Regions from separate parts of the Mus musculus genome. Here all the other regions are linked to region 6. A link is a loop called in an ENCODE intact Hi-C map of the cell type or tissue named here. Cell type or tissue: gastrocnemius. All regions are shown on one strand. Region 1 overlaps Bcl6 (B cell leukemia/lymphoma 6). Region 2 has its middle 21 kb from the start of Tprg. Region 3 has its middle 8.3 kb from the start of Gm41435. Region 4 has its middle 26 kb from the start of Gm31527. Region 5 overlaps Bcl6 (B cell leukemia/lymphoma 6). Region 6 overlaps Tprg (transformation related protein 63 regulated).

Region 1 (4,000 bases), 1.4 Mb after region 6:
CTTTCTTTCTCTCCCTTCTTTTCTTTCCTTTTTTCTTTTTTTCTTTCTTTGTAGCAGGGGAGATCATTCCCTTGTGTGGGAGAAAAATATTCCACAAATCCTAGAGGCACTTCCTGTGGTCTTGATGGAGCAGGGAACCCATCTTTTAAGACTGAGAAAGGCTTTAGGCCCTAAGGAGAAGCAACTGTGTCTGGAAGTGGAAGTTGGGCATTTGTTGTTGGGCTCTGAGTCTTAGAACTCTAGAAGGCAGTTCTGGTCTCTGGGCTTGCCTGAGAGACACACAGAGAGAGGTTAGCATGGCCACCACGTGGACTACTCTTCCCAGATGAGTCCTGAGGCTCCTTTTTCCTGCCCACAGGTCCCTGGCAGGCTCCCCCCGAAGCAGCAGTGAGAGTCACTCACCACTCTACATGCACCCCCCAAAGTGCACATCCTGCGGCTCTCAGTCCCCACAGCATACAGAGATGTGCCTCCATACTGCTGGGCCCACGTTCCCGGAGGAGATGGGGGAAACCCAGTCAGAGTATTCGGATTCTAGCTGTGGTGAGTCTCTTTCTCCTCATCTCTCTGAACGCCCCGGAAAAGAGGCCCCTCTGTTCCCTGGCATGTGTGTGCTGCTGTCTCTGGGACATGACCCAGATTAGAAGGCCTCTGGCACTTACCGTCTCCAGCAATAGTTATCCTTTCTGTCTCCCAGGAACTGGGCTGATTCAAGCAAGCCAACAGGGTTTAGGTGTTGAACTGGGATAACCACGCTCCAGCAGAGGTAGCTTGCAGGACGGCTGGAACCCTCAGAGCTTTCTCAGCCTGTCTGTGCCCAAACTACTGGGTGTGTGATAGCATTTCCTGGTAGGTTGTCAGTCCTCTGTGAAGAAATAGCTGGCCTTAGTCATTCATGCATCTCGCACTGGGCCTCAGTTGGCTCCTAGAATGGCAGAGGTACTTAGAAAATGTCTGCTGAATTAAGTTCGTTGAACGAAATTATTAATTAGCATCTCCACATGGTCAGTATTGGCTCCCTCAGTTCTTAACCTGGTGAAAAGTCCCACTCTTAACTCAGCTCTAGTTACCGTCTTTTCTGACTCAGGAAATACATACTCAGGGTTAAATTACACTGATATACCATTCTCAGAAGATTATGGCAGAATAAAGAAGAGGCTTACAGTGAGCCATTTGGCCCTAGGTTACAAGTCAGGGAGCACAGGGACTGTGCCTGCCTGTCCCCAGATGATTTTCTTATTCTGCATTCCAGTTCCTGTCACTGGGCCTCTGTTTGCCTTTCTGCCACCTTTAGTGTCCTGGGGTTACAGGTGGGCTTTGAAGACGTGAAATCTAGATAGGCACAAAGATGGTGGTAGGGTCTTCATCTTCAGTTCCTTCTGGGAGGGACTTACAGGGTTAGAACTGTGTCTCATGGCTCTTGAGGCTGTCATTCTTTTCTGATGTATAGTGTGTTTCTATGGGTAGGCAGGACAGGGCATATTAGCTTTGCTTTGGAGACAGAGACAGGGAGAGGCTTAGGGACGTCAAGTGTCTTGCCCCAGGACTGCTGTGTATGAATAGAAGTTGAACTATGAACCTGTTTGTAAGAGCTCCCAGAGAAGAAAACCTAAGGCTTTCTCAAAGCCATGAGGCCCTAAGGAGAGTCTCTGGAGTGAAACGTGTTTACCTTAAGATTCAATCTGTCTCCTGTCTTGCTCTTTTCTGACTGAGACTCTAAAAAACTAAGAAAAATAAAAGTCCCTACTGGTCCTATGGGTTCCCATAAACGTTGAGAAGGAGCCCAGGCTCTGCTGAGACATTGGCAGAGTTCCAGAGGCGGGAGGCGTCCGGGCTCCGCCCTGTCTCCTCATGCTAACCAGGCATCCCTCCATGTGCCTGCAGAGAATGGGACCTTCTTCTGCAACGAATGTGACTGCCGTTTCTCTGAGGAGGCCTCGCTCAAGAGGCACACGCTGCAGACGCACAGTGACAAACCATACAAATGTGATCGCTGCCAGGCCTCCTTCCGCTACAAGGGCAACCTCGCCAGCCACAAGACTGTCCACACGGGTACGGCCTTGTCCCAAGCCGAGGGCTCTGTGATCGGTTACAGGCAATAGATCTTAGGACAAACCTGGGGACTTGGTTGGAGGGAGGCAGGATGAATGCCCCACCCTGGCTTCAACTAGGGCAGCAGTCCTCGAGCTGTGGGTGTTGACCTCTTTGAGGGGGGGTGTCAAACAACCCTTTCTTGGGGGTCACACATATCAGATATCCCACATATCAGATATTTAGGTCATGTTTCACAACAGTAGAAAAATTGCAGTTATGGGTTAGCCATGAGTATAATCTTATGGTTGAGGGCCACCACAACAGGAGAAACTGTCTTAAAGGCTCAAAGCATGAGGAAGGTTGCGAACCACTGACCCAGAGGATTAACCCTGTCTTGTCTCTTTCCTTATTCTTTTCGCTTCCTCTGTGGCTTTGCCCTGCTTCTCCCCCTTTGCTGGGATTTGAAGCATTAGTCCCCCCTGGTTGAGTGAAGAGACTAATGCTGATAAAGGCAACATGGACTGAGGTTTGGGTAAAGCCAGCTAAAAAGAAAAGCCTTTCAGTGTCAAGGACTTATCAACCAACTTAACGTTCCTTTTCCTGGGGACTCGTCTCACAGTCTCTTTGTTGTGAGCATTAACTAGCTCTCAGACCTTTCAGTGGCCCCATTATCCCCAAAACTTTCCATGGTGGAAGGCTCAGCCGTAGATTGGTTTCCTCTGCCCGGCCTCTGCTCAGCCCCACACCCTGCCTTGCTAGCAAATGGAATACAGCTGTAGTTGCCACAAGCGGAAAACTATGTTCTGAGAGAGACTAGAGCAGCCTGATTTTATCTCTCTGGTGAGTGAGTGGATATTGCATCAGGCTGGCCAAGGCAAGAGCCAGAAGAATCATCCCAGGTTGTCTGAATCAGCCCTGCCCATTCAGAGAGGGAGACCGAGGTCCAGAGAAGGGCTGGGTCTTGCCCAAGCCCCAGAGGCAGTGACCCTAATGACAATGGTGGTTCTGCAGGCCAGACTTCTTGAACCTTCTCCCACTGTGTCCTGTGTATAGAGTTTCCACCCCACCATGCCCAACTGCTTGTGTCTTGACCTTGTCCCTTGCAATGTGTGTTGGCGTGTGTGGTAGGCACCTAGATCAGTGGTTCTCAGCCAGTGGGATGAGACCCCTTGGGGGTTGAATGACTTTATTTTTTACAGGGGTCATCTAAGGGCATCAGAAAACATAGATATTTGCAATATGATTCAGTACGATTCCTAACAGTAGCAAAATTACAGTTATGAAGTAGCGACAAAAATGATTTTGTGATTAGGAGGGGGGAATCACAAATGGGGTCACAGCGTTAGGAAGTTGAGAGCCACTGCCCTCCCTGTAGGGAAGGGAGGCATTCGTGGCCTTGTATGGAAGTAACTGCCTTGAAATTAAGAGTCATTGGAGCCCCCGGTTAGAGATGATTTCCTTTTTCATTCGTCTTGTCAATCAATAGGTGAGAAACCCTATCGCTGTAACATTTGTGGAGCGCAGTTCAATCGGCCAGCCAACCTGAAGACCCACACTCGAATTCACTCTGGAGAAAAGCCCTACAAATGTGAAACCTGTGGGGCCAGGTTTGTTCAGGTGAGCAGGGTAGCATGGCGAAGGGACCCTGTGGGGAATGGAGACCTGGCCATAGGCAGGCAGCCATAGGCAGGCAGCACCTCTCACGCTGTGCTGTGCTCCCCTTCAGGTGGCCCACCTCCGTGCCCACGTGCTCATCCACACTGGAGAGAAGCCGTACCCCTGTGAAATCTGTGGCACTCGCTTCCGGCACCTTCAGACTCTGAAGAGCCATCTGCGCATCCACACAGGAGAGAAACCTTACCATGTACGTAAACCCCGTGGCTCCTGCCATGTGACCTGGGCGGGGGCGGAGTGGGGGAGGGGTACACAGCAAGTGGACAGCAGAGCTGCTTGCTCCAACCTCTAG
Region 2 (4,000 bases), 84 kb after region 6:
CCGAGACAGGGTACTCAGCAACTGTGGTTTGACTTGAAGAAAAGCTTGACAATTAGGGATTCACAGAAGTCAACCATAACAATCAAATTACATCTCTCTAGATCACTTAACACAAAGTAGATGATGCCACTCGCAGGTACAGAGAGAAAAGGATAGATCCTAAGAGAAGCAGACACTGACAGAGTCACTCATGCTGAGGATGAAACACAGGGTAAGAGCTTGGCCTCTGACTGGTTCTGTGGGTATGGTGACCCAAGCCTGACCCCCAAACCCAAACAAGGTGGAGAAAGTGAACAGAACCCACAAAGTTGTCCTCTGACTCTCACATGTGTGCCGTGGAGACATGTGCTCCCACATATATCATATGCACAGAGAAAACAAAATAATAATAATAATAATAATAATAATAATAATAATAAATAATAACAGTTTTACAGAAAGAATAGGAGCCTGTGCTCTAGCCCCTCCATCCCAGACACCAGATGGCACTTAGGACAGCTGTTGCTGCTAGATTTTACTCCTGCATTTGGGAGACCTGATGTGTAAAGCTAATTTGGCTCCCAGTAAAGATGAAAGGACCTATTCCTATATACATGTGTCCTAGGAACAAACCGTCCATTACTCAAGTTCAATGGGTTTCTCTATCACACACAGCCAAATTAACTTACCACCATGGGTAACCAAAGACAACGTTATAACCTATTCCAAAGCCTTTGGTTGTAGCGTAGTTGGGGTCTGATTTGTATCTCTGAAGTGTGTCTCAGACACTTAACTGCATAATCTGCTGCTGAAGTTAGAAGTCTGTAGCTGGGCTCTCAGCTCAGTCTCCTCACTTGCTGGGGTCTCCGAAGCTGGGTTATTCTTACTATTCCAGTGTTCTGTATCTATAAATGGTGTCAGTCTATTGAAGCTCCAAAAACACATAGCATGGGGATCATGCACTCTGATATATGTGCCATGTGAATTGCATCATCAAAAGAATGTAAACCAGCACTCAATTATTACTGGTTGAAAATTACTGAGCAATTTTAGTTATTGGTCAAAGTTTGGGACTCTTTTTTTCTTCCTTTGCTTTTTTGGGGGTTTGCTTGTTCATTTTTGTTTTGGGTTTGTGGCTTTGTGAGTATTTTGTTTTGTTCTTTTAAAAACAAACAGGAAAGGGAATGGGAAAGGAATACTTGAGATCAAATCAATTAAAAAGAAATTCAAGGCACTGTCAGAAATGGATATTTCTAGAAAATCAAGTCAAGCCTTACTTACTCTTCAAGATGGAATGAGTGAGGTCTTAAGTCCCAGCACTTCCCTGGGACAGGCAAGGGTATCTAGAGATGACGTAGCATTCTCCATCTCTCTATTCCCATCTTCATCTGTCCTTAGTGAGCTTCAGAGAGAGGTGAGCAACTGCAGCAAGAGGGGAGGAGCCCCGATTCCCACTTGAAATGATTCCAGGAAGGAAAAAAAAATGTGTAACCACCTGACTTTGAAGCATCTTTATAGATCCCAAATGTCATCCATGTTCAAATGGATCCTTATAAGTGACAATCCATTGATTAGACAATTGGTCATGCACTGTGGCTGAGGACATGGGGGAGCACCATGGTTCTCTTGCTCTAGAGTTTGCTGAGGGGAAGCGAGCATGAAATGAAGAGTTCTGCCACTGACTGAAGTGAGTAAGAGTCTCCTGTTCCACTGCCTTGCCTCTAGTCATCAAAAGCAAGCGGCTGTGGTACATTTCCATTTCCTTTAATGAAGGCTAGAACAGCCCAAAAGCATTAGCTATAGAGTGTGATATTCACTTGCTTAATGTTTATTGAACTTGGCAGCAGCCATATAAAAGAAGTCGGGTCTAGGAGCTCTCAGGGAAATAACAATGAGCCTAAGGAAGATTCATTGTGGAAGTAGTTATCCGGCCACAGGGAACACACTGAGCACTGTGGGAAAAGTCACTGAGTGAGTTAGCATCTTTGCGTGAAGGCTTCCAAGGAAAGGTGGGGGCCGGGTGGGAAGGCATGGCAGATAGTGGCCAGATGGTGAGAAGGAGGCAGTTCCGGACACAGCCTTGAAACAGCGAAGTTATGTGGGAGAGTGAGAGCAAACTGACCCTGCCGTGCAGATAGAGTGGGCAAAGCGTGAGTAAAGACAAGGAACAAGAGGGCGAATCACAGGAAATACTGCTTGGTGGGTGGGAATCTGCGGTTGGCACCAGAAATGGCATTGGGGAATGGAATCGTCTTTGCCCATCAGGAGGCCACTCACGCTTGGTCAATTATTGGTCTGAAATTTCTCACCGAAGGCAATGCCATGCAGCCAGCCGCACTCTGTCACAAATCGGGGTCCTGCAGCCATATAGCGGAAAGTTCTTGAGTACAAAGTGAAGTTTGAGTATAAAGTGTGGTTCGTAGACCGAATGCCGCTGTGAGATGTGAGGTGATGCTTCTCATAACTGCATCAGGCAATCTGTGGGTTGGGGATGACAAGTAGGTTGGAGACACCTAATGTGGGTTGATACATGGGGTGGCAGACAAAAGATGCTTAGTAGAGACTAGAGAGATGGCTAATACCAACCTTTCTCTCACAAAATAAAACTAGAAGCTAGGGATGAGGGATCTAGGTCCTGTTTGGAAACTGACCAATAAAATTGGGATGACCATGAAACTAAATGTTTAGAACAGGTCTAGAACAGGGGACTACTATCTCAGACCTGATTTATAAGTAGCCTACTGTAGGCTGGACAGTACAGTGGGCTCTAAAACCACAAAGGTGTTGATCATATTAGGTTAGAACCTCTCCTGCAGCAGGGGTTATTAAATGTGGCTCTATTGAGCCATTTGGCCTGTCAAAAAGTGTTGGCATGCACCAATCATGTGGGACATGGTGTTGAAATGACTTTTGACCTACAAACTCTGTCTTCAGTCATAACCATGATGTTTCTATGTATTTCAAATAATGACTTCCACTGATGAATACTTGGAAAGCTTATGTGCAGACAATGGAGGTCTGCCTTTTATCAGCAAACTCTGACCCCATTATATTCTGGCTTAATGCTCTAGAGCAGACCTGTCTCCTTGGTTAGGCATTTCAAGGATCCTGGGGTCTGATCCTACCTTTGTCTCAGTTCGTTCCTGTCCCTTCTTTCCCATATCCCTTATCAACAAGTCGGGTGCTAACCTAGCAAAGGGGTGTGCTCTGTATGTAGAACAAGCCTCCTCCTTTTTGTCAAAGTGACAAAGTGACAAAGGATGCTTCAAGACTCAACTCAAAGGTATTCTTCCCCATGCTACGTCTTGATAACACCTTGCACATTTTACTTTAAATGCTAGCATGCCAATTAAGTCTACTGGACTGATTGTTCCTCAAGGCCAGAAACCATGTTTATTCATTGTTGCTTTTCTATATAGCGGACCCTTTTCTAAGTGAAGAGGCTAACTCAAGCTGCAGTGCAAACTATGACCACCAGATGGCAGTAGGTGGACATTTTGTCTCTCTCCCAGCATGAGGGAGAAGAAGGGTTTGTAACAAGTGCCTTTCATCTCTGCCCTTGCAGACAAACGTGTCTCTGAAGACAGAAAGAAACCTTTGACTGGCTAGTCGGATTCCCACACCCCCGAATAAGAATAACAGGTGGCCATTGTATTCTCCCTTTCCTGACAACTCTGTCCCTTAGGCTCAACTGTATTCCATGATGCAGGAACATAGATATTTCAGTTTGATCTTCACAAGGACAAGGTGACCGTCTTCTCAGGAACTGGGAGGAATGGTCACCAACACCCACTGATGGTCAGCGTCTGTTGAGGTCCCAGAGCTTCCTGCCCACATCCATCTGTCAGACCCGAGCAACTGACAAATGTCAGACAAATATCCAGTGCTGACATTTTTTTCTAAACGTTGTTATTGTATTTTTGCTTGACATGTAATAGGTATACATATTTTTAGGCACAATAGGCGTTAGATATAAGAATATTTTGAAAAATATAAATAAATAAAAATTAAAAATAAAAAA
Region 3 (4,000 bases), 270 kb after region 6:
CAACAATAGTGCAAAGGCACCGATTCAAGGCTAGTGGTCAATAGTATTTTATGTGCAGGATAGAACTTGAATATTAAAGATGGAAAAGAACCAATATGTGCAGATAGCAGAATTACATATGCTTCATCAGGGGCCCCTGTATTAACAAAGGTTAAAGGATACCCTATTTAGAGCATTTTATCTATTAGCAGTGACCCTTCTCTAGAATTGTACTATGCATATGGTCTTCTGAGTCCTTCAGAATAGCTTATTTTCCAGCAGAAGAAAAATGGATAGGGAGGAAGGGAGAGAGAGCTGGGGGAGAAAAAGAAAAGAGAAAGAGAAACCACTGAGTGGATAGGTGCATAGGAAAGCAAGGATGGGACAGCAGTTACGCCACGCATGGGTTAAGAAAACAGTTACTGCTTAATGTACAAAGCGTGTTAACATCAACGCATGTCTTTGGTTTTCATAACATCTGCATAAGTAAGGGTCATTTTCCCAATGAGAAAATAAAGACTTCTGAGAGATTGCAAGCTGACGTTTTCAAAGCTTCCAGTTTTTTATGGGAAGCCAAGACCAATACCCTAGTTCCCAGTCTCTGCCTCAGAGTTCCCAATGCCCTTCACCTCCAGATGCAGAGTTCCAGAGAAGAGACACATTGGAGCTCAGTGAGCCAGACTCAGTCCGGAGAGGAGGAGGGAGGAAGGACCATGAACGGAATACAGGCAACAGGAGATGGGAAAGTACACGGATCTGCAGGAGCCACTGAAAGTCAAATGAAAGTGCGCCTTCTCTGAAACACAGTAGTCCAAACACTGAAGTTCTGCGACTTTAACATAAGCATTATCTTAATTCAGTAGGGATGAAACTCTTTCTAAAACCGATTATGCATCTGTCAATATTCCAGAACAAAGTACAAAGAATCTAATTTAGCCTTTTAGAGAGACTAGACTGTCTCTATGCTGCACAGCATTCTAAAGGAATCAAAATTTAAAGGGCCACTGGGCTCACTCAGTGTTAAAGGAGTTGCTGTGATTTCATGGCCATTGGGAATTTGTAGAAGAGTTACTGCTTTGATTTGCTCTCTGCCTCCTCTTTCCTTAAAAAGCTTTGGGTTTCGTTCATCCTTAGCAGGCCTGTATACGGCCGCCTATCTACCCACTTCTAACATGCTGTTTGGGAACTTTATGTATCTGGTGGTAGCCAAGCAACCCAACTCTGAGTGCGGGACACCAATCGATTAGCACATGGGACACAGGTCTGAGCCCACTGTGTGGATTTGCTCACATCCTTTCCTGTCTGACAGATTCACCTGTGTTTTTTTTTTGTTTGTTTGTTTGTTTGTTTTGCTTTGTTTTGGTTTGGTTTAGTTTGGTTTTGGTTTTGGTTTTTTGTTTTTTCCAGTTCATGATCCTGAAGATCTAAATCAAATAAAAACTCTCCAGAAAATCTAGGAACACCAAGAAGGTCCCTAGGAACACCAAGAAGGTCCCTAGGAACACCAAGAAGGTCCCTTGCTCGAAACACTTCAGCAGATGAGCCCATGATGGGGGGACACCAGCACTGTCTCTCTTGGTTTGACACAGTGAAATCTTAAAGACAAAAATTGCACTTTACTTGACTTTCTGTGTCTATGCCTCAACCAAGACTTTGTTAATAGTAAGGTTAAAAATGCTGTCCTCAGGAACATTTGTTCTGGAAGGAGGCAAGTGGAGGAAGGAGAAAAAGGAGAAAAAGTTAATTAGAAGCCTGTTAAGAAGGTGGGGACAGGCACTAGGGAACTTGAATGCACATTGTTCCTCAGCCCCAACCATCTTCTCACAGCCAGTGCAGGCAGGATCCATTTCTGAGACTTCCCTCAAACTTCTCCCTGGATTCTGCCACAAAAAGCAGAGCTAAGACTCAGGCTCCAGCAGGGGACTCAGATGAGAACTCGCCACCCCCAAAGATGCCCCCCTGGAAAAGATACTAAAATTCAGGGAACCTGGTGCCTGAGGCCTGTGGGAGAAGAGAGCAGCCCAGCTGGCAGCAGACAATGTTCTCCTGTGGCTGCGGGCTCTGCCCCTTCCGGCTCCCGGCTGCCTGGCTCCATTGCGTGTCCCTGGATGAACCCTTGACAGGCCCTCCCGCTGCTAAACAGGTATTCAAATGAATGCATGTTTTATTTTTAAAAAGACTTTGTTTAAAAATATGGTCTCAGAAAGTTCTCTGTTCATCTGGCTCATCAATGCCAGGATAAGAAATTTTGCAGCCAGTTTGAAATCAACAACATCAAAGCAATTGAACATTAGTTGGACTCCCGATAGATGCCCAATGAATATCCCTGCTTTGGAAATTACCACACTTTTTCTTCTTTTAGATCTCTGGTTGAGTCATTGGCATGCCACACAGGACACAGATCGTCCCAATACATAGCAGCCCTGTCCCACTATGTCCCCCCTGCCGAATAGACACATAGCGTATCTAAATTTTCAAGCTTCGTATATGTGTACATGGGGTCATATATGTGAGAAGTATATGCACAAGTATGAGATGATTCCTGTGCACATATGGGCACACACACAAGGAGGTCTGAGATCAATATTGGATGTCGTCCCCCATCATATTGCACATTTACTTTCTGAGACACTGGCCCTGAAGTTCATAGTTCGGCTAAGTTAGTTGGCCAATGACCTTCATGGATCTATCTATCTATCTATCTCCACCTACCTCACATGGCTGGGTTATAGATACCCATGACCATGGCCAGCTTTAGACATATTTTCTGAGCATTTAACTCATGACTCCACTCCTGATCAGAAGGCAACTCACTAAGAGCTATCTCCCCAGACCCTAAACTTACTGTTTTGGTAATAATGGGAAACTGAACCCAGGGACTCATCCATTCTTGGCAAGCATTCTACCACAGAGCTACATTCTTAATTCTGTTTTAAGCTCTTGAACTTTTGGTTGACAGGGGTGCCAAGGTAGGGGAAACAGTTTGTATCTTGCCAGCACATTCTGGAAATAGTATCTCACTTTTCCTTTAGGAAACCATTCCATCCATTCTCAATCGATGTAGTTTAAGAGGGAATGACTTTGATCTTTTGGCCTTCAACAATGGTGTGGATCCAGGCTGGCTTATTAGCACATACAAATAGCCTCATAGCCACATAGCCAACAGATGGAGTTCAGTCCACGGAGAGTTAATTATAAGACATTTATCAAAGTTACTTTGGCAAACACACACATTTTTTTATGATGTTTACCAAACTGATACCCTAAGCCTGAGACTGCTGCAAGACCCTGGGAAAGGGGGCAAGTTTAATAAAGCAGTTAATGCAGAAGAAAACCTGCTAACAAAGAAGCATACTTCTGACCTCTTATTTGATACATGTTGCCCAGAAGGCTTTTCATGTAGCCAAGCTGGCACAGGACTTACCGTAACTGAAATCAACAGAATCCTGATGAACAAATTATCAAAATCAAATGTAATGTAAAATCTCTACTTTAGTGTTTTACAGTTTGCAAAGTGCATCCATAGACAATGACTGTTTAAAAAAAAAAACATAAAAGTTCCAAGAAGTCTCATCATCATGCTCAGTATTTCATACATGCTTTAGTGATGGCTGGTCAACTAATGTCAGATGGTCAACGGGTACCTGAGCCAATCCTGAAATCTCAGATTCTTACTCTGAGTCTAATGATACCATTTTATTTGAGGAGTTATCAATCCAGTACAAAAGACAAGCTAAGCCCATGTCTAAACTTAGCCCAGACAGGCAGTTCATACAAGGGTAGTGTGTGTCCGTGAAACTGATAGCTGCCCGCAATAGATGATTTGTGAGTCAAGGCCTGCTGAGGCTTGGCCAGCATTAGGAAAGCATATGAGGAGAGGTTGCATTTTGAAGTTCCCTTAGGAGACTGTAAAGCATTTTTGCATCTCATTTCTGGAAAGGCTTTAAAAAAAAAATTCAATGACAGAGCCTGGAGAAATAGCTCAGTGGTTAAGGGCACTGACTGCTCTTCCAGAGAACCC
Region 4 (4,000 bases), 1.4 Mb after region 6:
CACATCTCTCGGCATCCACGCATTCAGAGCCTCCTGGGTGACCGACAGACATTCACAGACTTGAAAGCTTTATGATTGGCCAGAGGCCAAGCAAGCCTCTACCCCAGTGTCAGAACTCAGCCACCTCCTCCTGTGTGCGTCAGGTCGCTATTTTTGCTGTGGGTCTCTGTCCCAGCCCATCCAAGAGTAGACTGGATTAACGAGACCATTTATGCATCCGTGATTCAGATGTAAGTTCACGCTGGCCTGCTTTGGCACCCGTGGATATTTTACCTCAGAAAACCCCAAGGACCAAGTATGATTGACAGGATCTGAGAACTGGGGAGACAAGTGTGGTTCTGGTAATGGGCCCAGAAGAGAAAGCCTGCGTCCCCTTCCTGTTCCTGGGTGGCAGTGGGGAGGGAACACGTGCCTACTTACTGGTCAGCTCCTGGCAGTGGTGTTGCTGCCGTCTCTGGGCACGTGTTGAGAAGCTAGGGGAGTTGCCCACCCGAAGTCCCAAGAGAGCTTCAGAAAGTCACGCCACCTTCTGCCAACCGCAAGGCCTTGCAGCTCGGGTTTCCTTTGAAAATGACTTTAAAGGACTTGCCAGCTCGAGGCCTCAACTCACCCTGCTCTTTGAAAAGGGGGAAACCGATCCCTCAGCTCCCATAGAAACCTGGCAGAAGAACTTACGGACTAGACAGCTTCAGGAATGACAATTCACGGGCCTGAGGGAAGCTGGCCTCAGGCTCCTTTTGCTCCCGAGAGTCTGTTTTTGTACCATTCCTATTTATGAGGGAGACGGAGGAGCAGACGGGGAGGGTGGCGTTCCGACAAAAGGGAGATCAAAGACTGAGCTACTGCAGTCAGCCGATGATTAATAATAAGTAAAAGGGAAACATCTCTAAACGGAGTTATTAAGAGTATAGCCCACAGCAAAGGGGAGAGAGAATTTTATTACAAAATCATGGAGTGAATGCATTTTCACACACAGACACACACAGACACAGACACACACACAGACAGACAGACACACACACACACACACACACACACACACACAAAGGTGTCTCAAACACTAGGATGTGTTTAAGACTCTCTGCATCATGGAAGTTTTTGAGGGAAAGGTTTACTAGGACCGCAGGTTGAAGTGTGTATTGAGGAAGGTGTATTAGCTTTGGCTTCCGTTCACTTTCTTTTGCTATAATAAAACACAGACCAAATGCAATTTGGGGAAGAAAGGGTTTATTGGGCTTACATTTCCTAACCACAGTCCACCACAGAAGGAAGTCGGGGCAGGAACTCAAGGCAGGAACCTGGTGCCAGGAACTGAAGCAGAGACCATGGAGGATCGCTGCTTGCTTGTGCACTGTGGCTTGCTCAGCTTCCGATCCAATCCTGGTCCATCTGCTCAGGACCCTCCCACATCAATTGTAAATCAGGAAACTGCCCCCCAGAAACTGTCAACAGGCCAGTCTGTGGCAGCATTCTCTCAGCTGAGGGTCCTACTTCCCAGATGACTCTAGCTAGAGTAGAGGTAGCACAGGTTTTGTTTGTCAGAACTCCCGTCTCAGCAAAGAAGGGTTGAAGTCTTTAAGCTCACAGTTTTGATGTCTTTAAGGTCACAACTTCAGGTGTTCCTGTCCATTGTCCTTGGCTCTGCTAACTCAACTTGTGATGAGACAGAATATCATGACAGACAGGAAGCAAAGAGAGAGAAAGAAGATGACACTGTCTCAAGGGCATGTGCTGAGTGACCTATCTCCTCCATATAGGTCTCACCTTCTAAAGTTTCCAGAACCTTCTAGAATAGTGCTACCACCTGAGGACAAGCATTTTAAAACAATTGCTTTTGGAGGGCTTGGGAGCTTGACTCTATACCTAAGCCACAGCAGCAGGCCTGTAGACCGGGTGAGTCCACACAAGCAGAGCTGTTAAGGAGCTGAAAGTGGCAGAGTGGCAAGAACTCTCTCATTAAGTGACTCTTCTGACCTGTGAGGTGACTGAAGGAGACAGTCTGCTGCCATCTAGTGTCTGGGCAAGTGTAGAGACCAGGCTCTACCTAACCCCAACCCCAGGAAGGTACAGGGGTGTGTTCTGATTTAGTAATGATGAAATGAATAGGGCCTGCCTAGGGTCACACAGCTGAGTGTCATACGCCACACCTAACCCTTTGTAGAATTTACAGTTCAGTCAATGCTTAGGACCTAGGCTTCTTATTTTAATTTCTTTGCCTCACTCACGGTAGTGATTGATAACAAATTGTCTCGCATTCTTCCAGATGCATACTCAGGAAAGCATTAAGAAGATGGACCCCGGAAAAAGAAACAGGGGAAAGCTGACCCCTGGGTGGCAGTCAGGCCACGTCAGTGGCAGATCCCCAGAGCCAGGCTCTTAAAATAAGATGATCTTCCAACACTGGGTTCTGTGGAGCCTGCTATCATCTGGAGGCTTCTGGACTTACATTTCTATGATACCCAATATCTCCTACACCTAGTTGCAATAGGGTACCTGTGCCCTGGACTTTCTCCTTACATGGGTTAGTTTGTGTGGGTTCCTATTTCTCGGAACAAGAGCGCAGTTTATGCTGACAGCCACATTTTATACATATTTATATTTCATAGTTTATGAAAATGACACACACACGCACACATATGGGTCATTTACTAATCTCTGAAGTGGCAAAGGGAAAAGTATCTATAGTCAAACTAATAGTTGAGATGATTGAAAGTTGTTAAGTATTCACACTGCTTCTTCTTTTGGCTAAATTCAAGTGTGAAATTGTTAAGGAATGACGCTTTTGCAGTGCTTCCCTAGAAGGTAGGAAATCAAAACACGTTTGTTTATAGCAACTTGATCATTTTGCATTACTGGCTACAAGGAACAACATCACCAGGGTCTACAGAGGTAGCTCAGCAGAGAAAGCTCACGACTCTTCCAGAAGACCTGAGTTCAGTTATCAGCACCCATATGCGGCAGCTCACAACAGTCAGTAACTCCAGCTCCAGGGGTTAAAAGGTAAAGAAAGAGTACTATGAAAGGACTGCAGACTTTGGAGACGATTTTACAATAGTTACCAGTTTCACTGTTAATTATGGTACTACAATAAAATGCGGCCCGGTCTATACACTGCATTTCACAGTAGACGGTTTTTCTGATGATAGCTTTGTGACTTTCATAAAGGATACACACTTTTTACTATTGCTTTCCCACACTCATAATCTTTGGAGTAAAATTCAATTTAGTGTTAAGCTAAAGCAAAACTTGTAACTGGTTATAATTAATAAAACAGGTACTGCTGTTGGAAGTTGTGTGTGTGTGTATGTGTGTGTGTGTGTGGACCTACGTGTGGGAACCCATGTTTACATAAGTGGAGGCCATATGGTTTATCTTCCTCAGTCTTTTCTCACATCATTTATTGTGGCAAGGTCTCTCATTTGAATCCAGGGCTCCCTGATTTGGTCAGTCTACCAAGCCAGCTGGTCCTTGGGGACCCCCAATATCCACCTTCCAAGTGACAGGGTTATAGGCAGCTGCCAAAGCAAACCAACATTTCTGTGGTTTCTGGAGACTGGAACTGGCTTTGCCAACCTCGAAAAGCAACTAAGCCATCTCCTTGGCTGCATGTCTAAACTTCTTAATGAATGGTGGCTGACAGTTCTTGGATTCCTCCAAGGAAAAACACAAACCTTGGTTTACCAAAAATACCGTGACCAATAGAGAAGACCAACTTCCTCTAATCCCTAAAGAGGAGAAAGAGGGATTCTATCCTGCCAGGGTCATGAGACACAATACAACCAGTGTAGTGTTAAGGGGCACTTACATTGAAAGGGGAGAGTACGTCCGTGGGCACTAGGAAAGCAGGCATCTACGTAGAGGTACGTCAAGTCAGAAAAGGCTTGGAGTCTCAGATGGAAACTTGAGATGTACCTTAGTACCCACCTTTGGCAACTGACCACCCTAGATGAATGGTTGCTTAGGACATTTAACACACAAGAGAGACCTGAAGATAGTCTAT
Region 5 (4,000 bases), 1.4 Mb after region 6:
GTTCATCTGGCCCTAGTCCACATGCTATTCCTGGAGGTAGCAAACTTGAGCTCAAAGGAGTTAGGTGAAATTGTATTCTTCTTTATATACCGATTTTAATAAAAGAAGGAAAGATATTTGTCCCGGGGGGGTGGGGGGAGAGGAAATGGAGAGAAAACACCAGGAGATGGACATTTCTCTTGCTAAAATGACTGCAGTTGAGTCCTGAAGCCAAAATAGAAAGCTGTAGATGGACACCTCCCCACCCCACCCCCACTCCCCCACCCCCTAGTTTATAAATAGAAGTTTCCAGCATCCTATTTGGAAGATTTTCTTTTCTAATACTTCCAGGCATTGGATGATTTTAAAGATCTGTTGGTAGTGACAGTAAGGTTAGATGCTGTTCAAGACAACCAAGTGACTTGAGCAGAGACAACCAGGAAACGGGTATTCACTAAATACTCTCTTCCTCACCTCAGGTTTGAAGGGTTTACCAGAGTGTTTTCTTGAAAAGACTAATTTATTCTGGCCTTGGTGGTCAGGAATGGCATCCTAAATTTCTAAGTTGTCGTTTGCTGAGCCCCGAGGAGTTCCAGTTATGGGTTGAGCCATGACTAGATGTCAAAATCTTTCCTTCCCTCTGTCCCCTGCTGGGGATATCCCCCTCGGTTGTGAAAAAAAAAAAAAAAACAACCAAAAACCAAAAAACAAAAACCCAAAAACTTAAGTTTCAGGGGAGGTAGTGCGGCAGCGCCACCCCTTGGTGAGTAAAACTATTGGTAAAAGTCAAATATTTGAAAAATAATTGTGAAATAAGCCTAATGTGCTTACCCCTAACCCTGAGAGAGAGAGAGAGAGAGAGAGAGAGAGAGAGAGAGAGAGAGAGGAAACTTTTAAAATCAATACTTTGCAGTTAATCTTTCAAATAAGATAGAGACACGTTGTTTTCCAAACTAGAATGGTGTCCTACCAGGCGATGTCCTTCCCATAATTCAAGGGACACCCTTTCAGGAGTGGAGATGAGGTGGGATAGAGGTGGGGCTTATCTGCGACTTCTCTGGATTGATGTAGCTATTTTCCTCTCAGACTTGACTTCAGGTACCGCAGTAGATTGACGGTCTGACTCTGAGCTAAAGAGGAGTGTGTGTGTGTGTGTGTGTGTGTGTAAAACCGTAGAACTGAAAGTGTTGTAGTTTCCCCGGGGGCCGTGGTGGCTTGTGTCGAAGTGATGGGGGAGAGGTTTGTGGACCGCAGGGAACAGCATAGGCTGGGTTGTGAGAGACAAAGTAGCGAGGCGCGTGCCGGTTTCCTACACTGCGCAACAAGTGGGACCGCAGCAGCGACAGGCGACTCTGCATACTAGCTCTGCTGGTTAGCTTCTTTTTGCTCCTCCCAACCCTTCCTGCTTCCCGATACGGACCAGTAGCACCTCCAAAGGCCATATTCTGTTCTGTTCCGCACCCGCTTTGCTCAGTGAGTGAAAGGGCTGACCTCTGGTCCCCACTTCCTCTGTGGGTATGAACCATGGGGTTATTCCCGATTTTTGCTCCCCTCCTTCTCTCTCCCGCCCTCCCCCTCTCACTGTCTCTCTCTTTGGCACGAGTCTCTCTTAATACTTTCAGGTGTGGTTCTTTTTGAAAGAATGTGTAGCCAGCTTTGAGGAGAGGAAGAAAGGAACAAATAACCAAATAATATACGGCTCCTGACGCCGTACGGTGTTAGCTAGAGTCATGAGCATCGGAAGAACGGAATTACATCTACTCAACTAAATGTGTTCCGACTTCAGTTTTGGAAGCAACTTCCCCCCACCCCCAAGAGAGACAAAACCACGGTGGTCAGGGGTGCCGAGTGTAGAAGGCGATGCTAACAGGGTGATTCTTGAATGGACTGAGTCCGCCACCTAGTGGTAGGTCACGCTCAAGGTTTGCGCCCGAAGCGGTGTTGTCTGGATCCTGGTCAGACGCTAGGACTGAGGAGGAGAAGGGCATTGTCCAATGAAGACAGCATCCGACTTCCAATGTTTTGACGAGACAGATGAAAATCATATTCCCACGACGTCGACATACACCGTGGCTCAGCCATCAGTATCTATGTCAACTGAGAAACAGTACTTTCTTTAAGGATATTTGTGGCCTCTCCACAGAGAACTTTAGTAGCGGAAAGATTGCACCCAAACTCTCAGGAGCTTTAAGATTTAAACTTCATTGCAATTGTGGCATAGGGCCTGACAGTAAGTTTCTGAACTCCAAAGAATTCACCAAGGGAGTTCATTCCAGTCTATCTAAGAGAAGGGGAGAGCAGTTTAATCTTGGGTCACTGGAGTATCCAGTGCACATTGGAAACTGCCCCCTCCCAGTCTTAGCTTAAAGGTTTTGACAATGGACATGGAAAGGTGACAGAGGTGTGAGCAGGTGGGGCATCTCTAAGCTGTGGTGCTTGTTCTGGGAGTTGAGTGGCCAGAAACTACTTGGTCTCCTTGGGGTTGTGCACTGGCTTTCTGTAAGTTTGAACTCCGGACTCACTCTCTTTTCACCCAGTTTATTCTTTACTTAGTGGCCTGGGGAGAAATTAGCTGTGTGTGTGTGTGTGTGCGCGCGCGCGCGCGTGTCTGTAGGGGTTGTGAATAAGCAGAGCTTTATTCTTTGAGAATTTGTAGCCCATCTCCTCCGTAGGTTTTGGGGTTTTTTTTGTTTGTTTGTTTGTTTGTTTTTGTTTTTTGTTTTTCCCCTCAAAGCTCTTAACCGAGATGGCCCGGTTGCACCGACGCACTGGCGGCCTCTAGTGGCGTCCTCATCGCAGAGACACAGCTGTCTCCCCCGCCCCCTCCCCCCAACCCCCCGCCGGGGCCGGGAGGAATCCAGTTCATCTTCTATCACTGCGGGAGTTGTCCCAGGCCGCCGCGGAGAAATGCGCCTCTGTTCGGGTTGGAAACGAATCTGGGGACGTGTCTGAAGCGCGGTCAAGTTTGACTCATCGCTTTCCAAGGACAGTTAGTGCCTTCCATCTTCATTAACGTGAATAAAGACCTTAGCTGACTTCTGTCTAGATCGAATTTAAAAAAGCATTGTTTGCTTGGGGAGATGATGCCTCTCTTTCCTGCCCCACAGTACCCCGCCCACCCCAACGCCGATCTCAGTCCGGTCAGGATGAGGGAAGAGATCTCTTCTGAAGGACATGGTTTGCTGGCATTGTCAGCAGACCTTCTGGAGGCTGTCTCGACCAGGCTCGTGGGGAGCGTCCCTTCAGCTCTTCAGCTCTTGATGATAAAACACATCCCTTTATTTTATTGCATTTCCTCGAAGCTTGTAGGCTAGCAAGAGCTCTGAGGCAGGACACGTAACAGAAATGAAAGTCAGGACACAAAGTCCTCTGGTTAGCTCACGCAGCTGCGGATCCATCGCACTATCAACTTCTCTTTTTATCTCTGTGTCATTCCCGCCCAGAGGCAAGAGCAACAATATTGTCCTTCCCTACCTCCAGAACAGAAGCAACACTTTGACTCTACCCATTTTCGCCAGAAGAGGCTGGCTAGACCTGAGCACCCTGTTGGGAAAGAGCGCTCCTGCTGGAGCTCAGGGGCATGTTTCAACGCGTCATCCCTACCCTCCTCCCGCCTTCAAACTCCTTGGACAGTGATTTACATTTTATGAACCCTCTTTAGATTTTTCGGAGAGCTATTGAAGTTATTAGACTACCAATAACCCAACAACCATCCTGGGTAGAGAGAAGTGGAAAAGCGTTCTCCAAATCCAGACCCTGGCCAAACTAGGTCAATGGGAAGGAGGGGCGGGGCGAGCAGCCGGCTATGGTTTCAAGCCTTGATGGAGAGCTCCCTCTAGCGTTAGACAGAAGTCCAGTAAGTGAGAATGGTAACTCCTAGGATATTCATTCCTGTCCCATATAAAATTACCTTTGTCACCGTTAATTCATACCGAAGGAAAAGGAAACCACAAAACAGGGAACCAGACAGACCCCGTCTCTGGGTTGCGAATCTGATCCCGCCTCCATCACTGAAGGGATG
Region 6 (4,000 bases):
ATTTTTTAAACTTATTTCTTGGCCATTTTCATTTCCTTTACAGGCTTTCTCATCGGGGCTACAGCTCATTGTTAAATTAGGTAGTTTGCTTTCTTGAATTCTTAAGATCTTTGTGTACTCTGGCTATTCACCTGTGCTGGACATACAACTGACAAAGATTCCTCCCACTCTGTGGACTTGTTTACTTAATTGATTTGTTTCCTTGGCAGTGCAAAAGTTCTTTTTTTTTTTTGCTTTAGGTGAACTTGGGGAGTGATTTCTGAGCAAAAGATGTCCTGGTTTGAGATTTCATCTCATGCCATCTAGACTACATAAAATTAGAGGGGAAAACTGATGAGAAGTTTCAAGCAGGTGCAGCCATTGGCGAAACTGATGTGATGACTTCTCAAAAAGATAAAAGTAGACCTATCATATGATCCAGCTATGCCACTCCTGGAATATACCCAAAGGACTCAATATCCTCTTCTGCAGACACTTGCTTGTACAATGGCCATGTACATTGCAGCTGCATTCCCAATAGCTAGGAAATGGAAGCAGCCTAGATGTTCATCAATCAATGGATGGATAATGACAATGTGGTAGATATGTACAATGGAAATCTATTTACCTATTGAGAAATTAAAATTTTAGGTAAAGGGAAGGAATTCCAAAACATTATACTGAGTGGGATAACCTAGACCCAGGAAGACAAACACTACATATTCTTTCTTATATGTGAATCCTGGCTCTGGATTTTGGGTCTGAGCACATAACCTGGACCAACAATAGAAGCCAGGAGAGAAGAACAGGATTACTGGGGGTGAGGAACTCTAGGGAAAGGGATAGAAGGACTCAGGTGCTATGAATGGGGAGTGGGAAAACTGGAGGAGGTCTTAACTGGAGAGGAGGGATGGAGGGAGGCTAGCAGAGGATGGAGAGGAGGGAGAGAGGCTAACAGGATGGAGAGGAGGGAGAGAGGCTAACAGGATGGAGAGGAGGGAGGGAGGCTAACACAGAAGACCTGCATGGGCCTCACCAGGTGAGACCCAATATAAAGGGATGAAGAGTCACAGAATGGATGCTGAGGGAGGAAGAAGATCTTAATCCTAAGAAGTCAGCTTAAACACATCCACATACAGACAGCATTAATAGGCTTCCTTCATCCCTGCCCCCTCTGCACACACACACACACACTCACTCACCTGAACAGTTCATTAATTTGAGAGGGAAGGATTGGAGGAACATGTAAGGAGTTGGCGGGGCGGAGAGGGGGGGGGCTGGAAATGATGTAAATATGGTGTGCTCATTTATAAAATCCTCAAATAATTTTCAAATAAAATAAAAATTAAGGCAATTGAATTAATGAGCTAGAGAGACAGCTCAATGGTTAAGAACACTGGTTACTCTTCCAGGGTACCAGGGTTCAGTTCCCAGTAACCTAACCGTATGGCAGCTCACACCTGTCTTTAACTCCAATTCGGGGGGATCTGACACCCTCACAAAGATATACATGCAGGCAAAACATCAATGCATATTAATTACTAATAAATGTTGAATTCAAAGATAGAAAACACAAACTATCCTTCAAGTTCCCAGTTGATATGCTGCCTGTTGCATGGACCCTTGTCCCCAAGTGGATGTCATTTCATCACAAACACTGTCTTCAGTACCTCTCCTATGGCCATAGTCATAATTGTCTCTGGTTGACAGTTTATTTATATGCTGATCCAATTGCTCACCTTGTGTATTGAGTAGTCTTTCCTCTATTGCAGAATCAACACCTCATTTATTCCTGGGTCTCTGTACTGAACCCAGCAAGGTCTCAACAAACACAAACAACAGAAACACGTGACCTATCTCCCTTTGACACATAACCCTCCCGGGGCATTACTTCCTGTTTGCCACTGTTCCTCAGCACCAGTATCCCCTTCATCTCTGGCTGGTTGAAAGGAGCCTCCAGGACCAGTTTAAGAGACCATCTGAGATCTCCAGCTCCAGCTTCCTGAGATGAAGAGATTCACCAGCAGAGGGCAACAGCGAACTAGCAATGACAGGCCATATTAATCCTGCAAGTTTCCAGGGCAGTTATCCAGTGACTCAGGTCATCCCAGGTACCCCTCCTGCAGCCCAGACCTGTGCCCAGTGATACTTGAGTCTCTGATTTGGTCTTTTGAGACTAGGAAATCAATTTGTTGTTTGTAAATGATCTTCTGAAGAAAATTTTCTTCTAATGGTCTCTCTCTTTTTCTCTCTCTCCCTCCCTGCATGTATGTATGTGTGTGTATATGTATGTGTGTGAATATATGTATACGTGCACACGTGTGCATATGTGTACAGAGAAAGAGATGGGGTATATCTATAACTTAATACAGGCATTTCTCTATGTACCCTGATGCTTAATAAAGTTATTATCTGTGATCTACAAGTCAAATCAAGTATGTCGCCCAAGCCCTTGAAGAGAAGAGGAAGACAGCATCCTGGCTAGCCCAGAGTCAGCAACCTAGAGAGGAAACACTGCATCGTTCATTCCTCACACATTCCTTGAGCATCCACTAGGCTCTGGAGCCTGAAGAGCATCCAATTTGGGTTTGCTGTTCAAACACAAACAGATGAAAACTGCATGGCACTGGAGCAAAGCATATGCACCCTGAGTTAAGTGGAGTCTTGCGAAATGTTTAGCTACATCACCCACATACATTTCTTTCAGTCATTTGGTTAGTTTTTTCCCTAAGCCACTCCAGTTTGTTTAAAATGGGAGACCCTCAAAAGAAACACGGTTTCTAATAAAAATCCAATACCACAAACCTTCCCTGTTCCCAGGTCTCTAACCCTGGCTGCTTGTGATTCCCCCCTGTGTTTCTCCACTACCCTGTGCCATCAGTCACACACTGGGCTCTGGGCTCCTCATGAGGAATCCTGAGAAGATCTTCCTGCCCCGACACACACAGCTCTGTACTATGAGAAGGAACACATACAAGGAAGAACAGCATGGCACCCAGTGGTATGATGTGACCAGAGAAAGGTAACTCAGAGCCACAGAAGTAAACTGTGGTCTAACGATTCCTTACCCACTGCCCACAGGGCTAAGGAAAAGAGTCCCTGGCACCTCTTCCATGCCCTGGCAGAAGCTTCTCCTAACACGTGTCATTTTCTACAGTCTGGTAAGAACCCTAGTGCTGGGAAATCACAAGCTGAAAAATCTGGATGACATTTTCTAAGGTGAAAAGAAGAAAAACTTAGGAGAATTTATTTCCTGAGTGGTTTTTTTTTTTAATATGCACCTACCATTGGGCAGGTGGAGTATGCCCACAAGAGACAGATAGGAAGGGAATGGAACATAGCACAGTTAATACATTGCTCTCTTTGCAAGCACAAGCACCTAAGTTCAAGTCCCAAAACCCAGAACAAATGCTTTGTGTGCGGACATGTGCTCGTAATCCCACCACTAGGTAAAGACAGGCAGATCTGAGGGGCTCTGATAGTCCATTGGACAGTCAGCCAGAGAGAGTCCCTGTCTAAAATCAATCAATGAAGATGGGCGGCACCTGAGGGACAAGTCTAGGCTTGACAGTCCACACACACACACACACACACACACACACACACACAGGAAACACCTAGAAACATAACCAAATACCATATCAGATGCTACAATAATCTTCACCAGACAACGCTCACAAATAAAGATAAGTAAAGTGAGGCACAGTAAACTGTTTGGTGTTGCCTGTTCAAATCAACCCCTATGTCAAAGCCTTGGTCCCCTCGGTAATGGCATTAAGAGGTGGAACCTCAAGAGATGGTTAGTTTTCCATGAGGGCTTAAGAGGAGAGCTTCGTCAGTAGGGTGCACACTGTCAGGAAGAGAAGACACTGGCTTCCTTGTTCAGTTCAAGCACACAACTAGAAGCAACTTTCACGGACCAGAAACAAGGTTCTTAATGAGAAGCAAGTTAACTCAGTCAGTTGGCATGATCTTAGACTTTGAGCCTCTGGAGTTAAGGGAAAACAATGTTGGCTATATC

What was found. A loop is a pair of places that touch in the nucleus more often than their neighbours do. Peaks named below come from ENCODE experiments on the same cell type or tissue, not always from the same donor. Only the 100,000 strongest peaks of a DNase experiment are listed, where the experiment ranks them.
Region 1: a loop joins it to region 6, with 4 times the contacts of the local background. A loop is called at or near these places in 24 of 42 quality-filtered maps.
Region 2: it touches region 6 in a loop (5-fold over the local background); 7 of 42 quality-filtered maps call a loop at or near these places.
Region 3: it touches region 6 in a loop (2.7-fold over the local background); 4 of 42 quality-filtered maps call a loop at or near these places.
Region 4: a loop joins it to region 6, with 6 times the contacts of the local background. A loop is called at or near these places in 16 of 42 quality-filtered maps.
Region 5: it touches region 6 in a loop (5-fold over the local background); 16 of 42 quality-filtered maps call a loop at or near these places.

What each region holds. Positions count from the first base shown.
Region 1 is chr16:23,967,958-23,971,957 of GRCm38, reverse strand. Bcl6 (B cell leukemia/lymphoma 6) reads left to right here. Exons shown (of 10, transcript NM_009744.4): 6 at 359-543; 7 at 1,885-2,052; 8 at 3,521-3,651; 9 at 3,761-3,898. Among named protein-coding and RNA genes, the nearest start is that of Gm31527, 18 kb to the left of the region's middle. In gastrocnemius, no CTCF peak of the experiment used is centred here; a DNase peak (open chromatin) is centred at 1,854; H3K27ac peaks cover 3,615 bases.
Region 2 is chr16:25,263,414-25,267,413 of GRCm38, reverse strand. No RefSeq gene overlaps it. Among named protein-coding and RNA genes, the nearest start is that of Tprg, 21 kb to the left of the region's middle. In gastrocnemius, no CTCF peak of the experiment used is centred here; DNase peaks (open chromatin) are centred at 2,174 and 3,458; H3K27ac peaks cover 1,000 bases.
Region 3 is chr16:25,079,064-25,083,063 of GRCm38, reverse strand. No RefSeq gene overlaps it. Among named protein-coding and RNA genes, the nearest start is that of Gm41435, 8.3 kb to the left of the region's middle. In gastrocnemius, no CTCF peak of the experiment used is centred here; a DNase peak (open chromatin) is centred at 2,037; H3K27ac peaks cover 2,803 bases.
Region 4 is chr16:23,960,597-23,964,596 of GRCm38, reverse strand. No RefSeq gene overlaps it. Among named protein-coding and RNA genes, the nearest start is that of Gm31527, 26 kb to the left of the region's middle. In gastrocnemius, a CTCF peak has its summit at 2,016 (motif pointing left); DNase peaks (open chromatin) are centred at 122 and 477; H3K4me3 peaks cover 267 bases; H3K27ac peaks cover 2,147 bases.
Region 5 is chr16:23,982,249-23,986,248 of GRCm38, reverse strand. All of the region lies in intron 1 of Bcl6 (B cell leukemia/lymphoma 6), which reads left to right. Among named protein-coding and RNA genes, the nearest start is that of Gm31527, 4.0 kb to the left of the region's middle. In gastrocnemius, CTCF peaks have their summits at 724, 1,882 (motif pointing left), 2,754 (motif pointing left), 3,789 and 1 weaker place; DNase peaks (open chromatin) are centred at 2,799, 3,128, 3,543, 3,759 and 3 more places; H3K4me3 peaks cover 4,000 bases; H3K27ac peaks cover 4,000 bases.
Region 6 is chr16:25,347,821-25,351,820 of GRCm38, reverse strand. All of the region lies in intron 3 of Tprg (transformation related protein 63 regulated), which reads right to left. Among named protein-coding and RNA genes, the nearest start is that of Tprg, 63 kb to the right of the region's middle. In gastrocnemius, a CTCF peak has its summit at 2,005 (motif pointing right); a DNase peak (open chromatin) is centred at 2,001.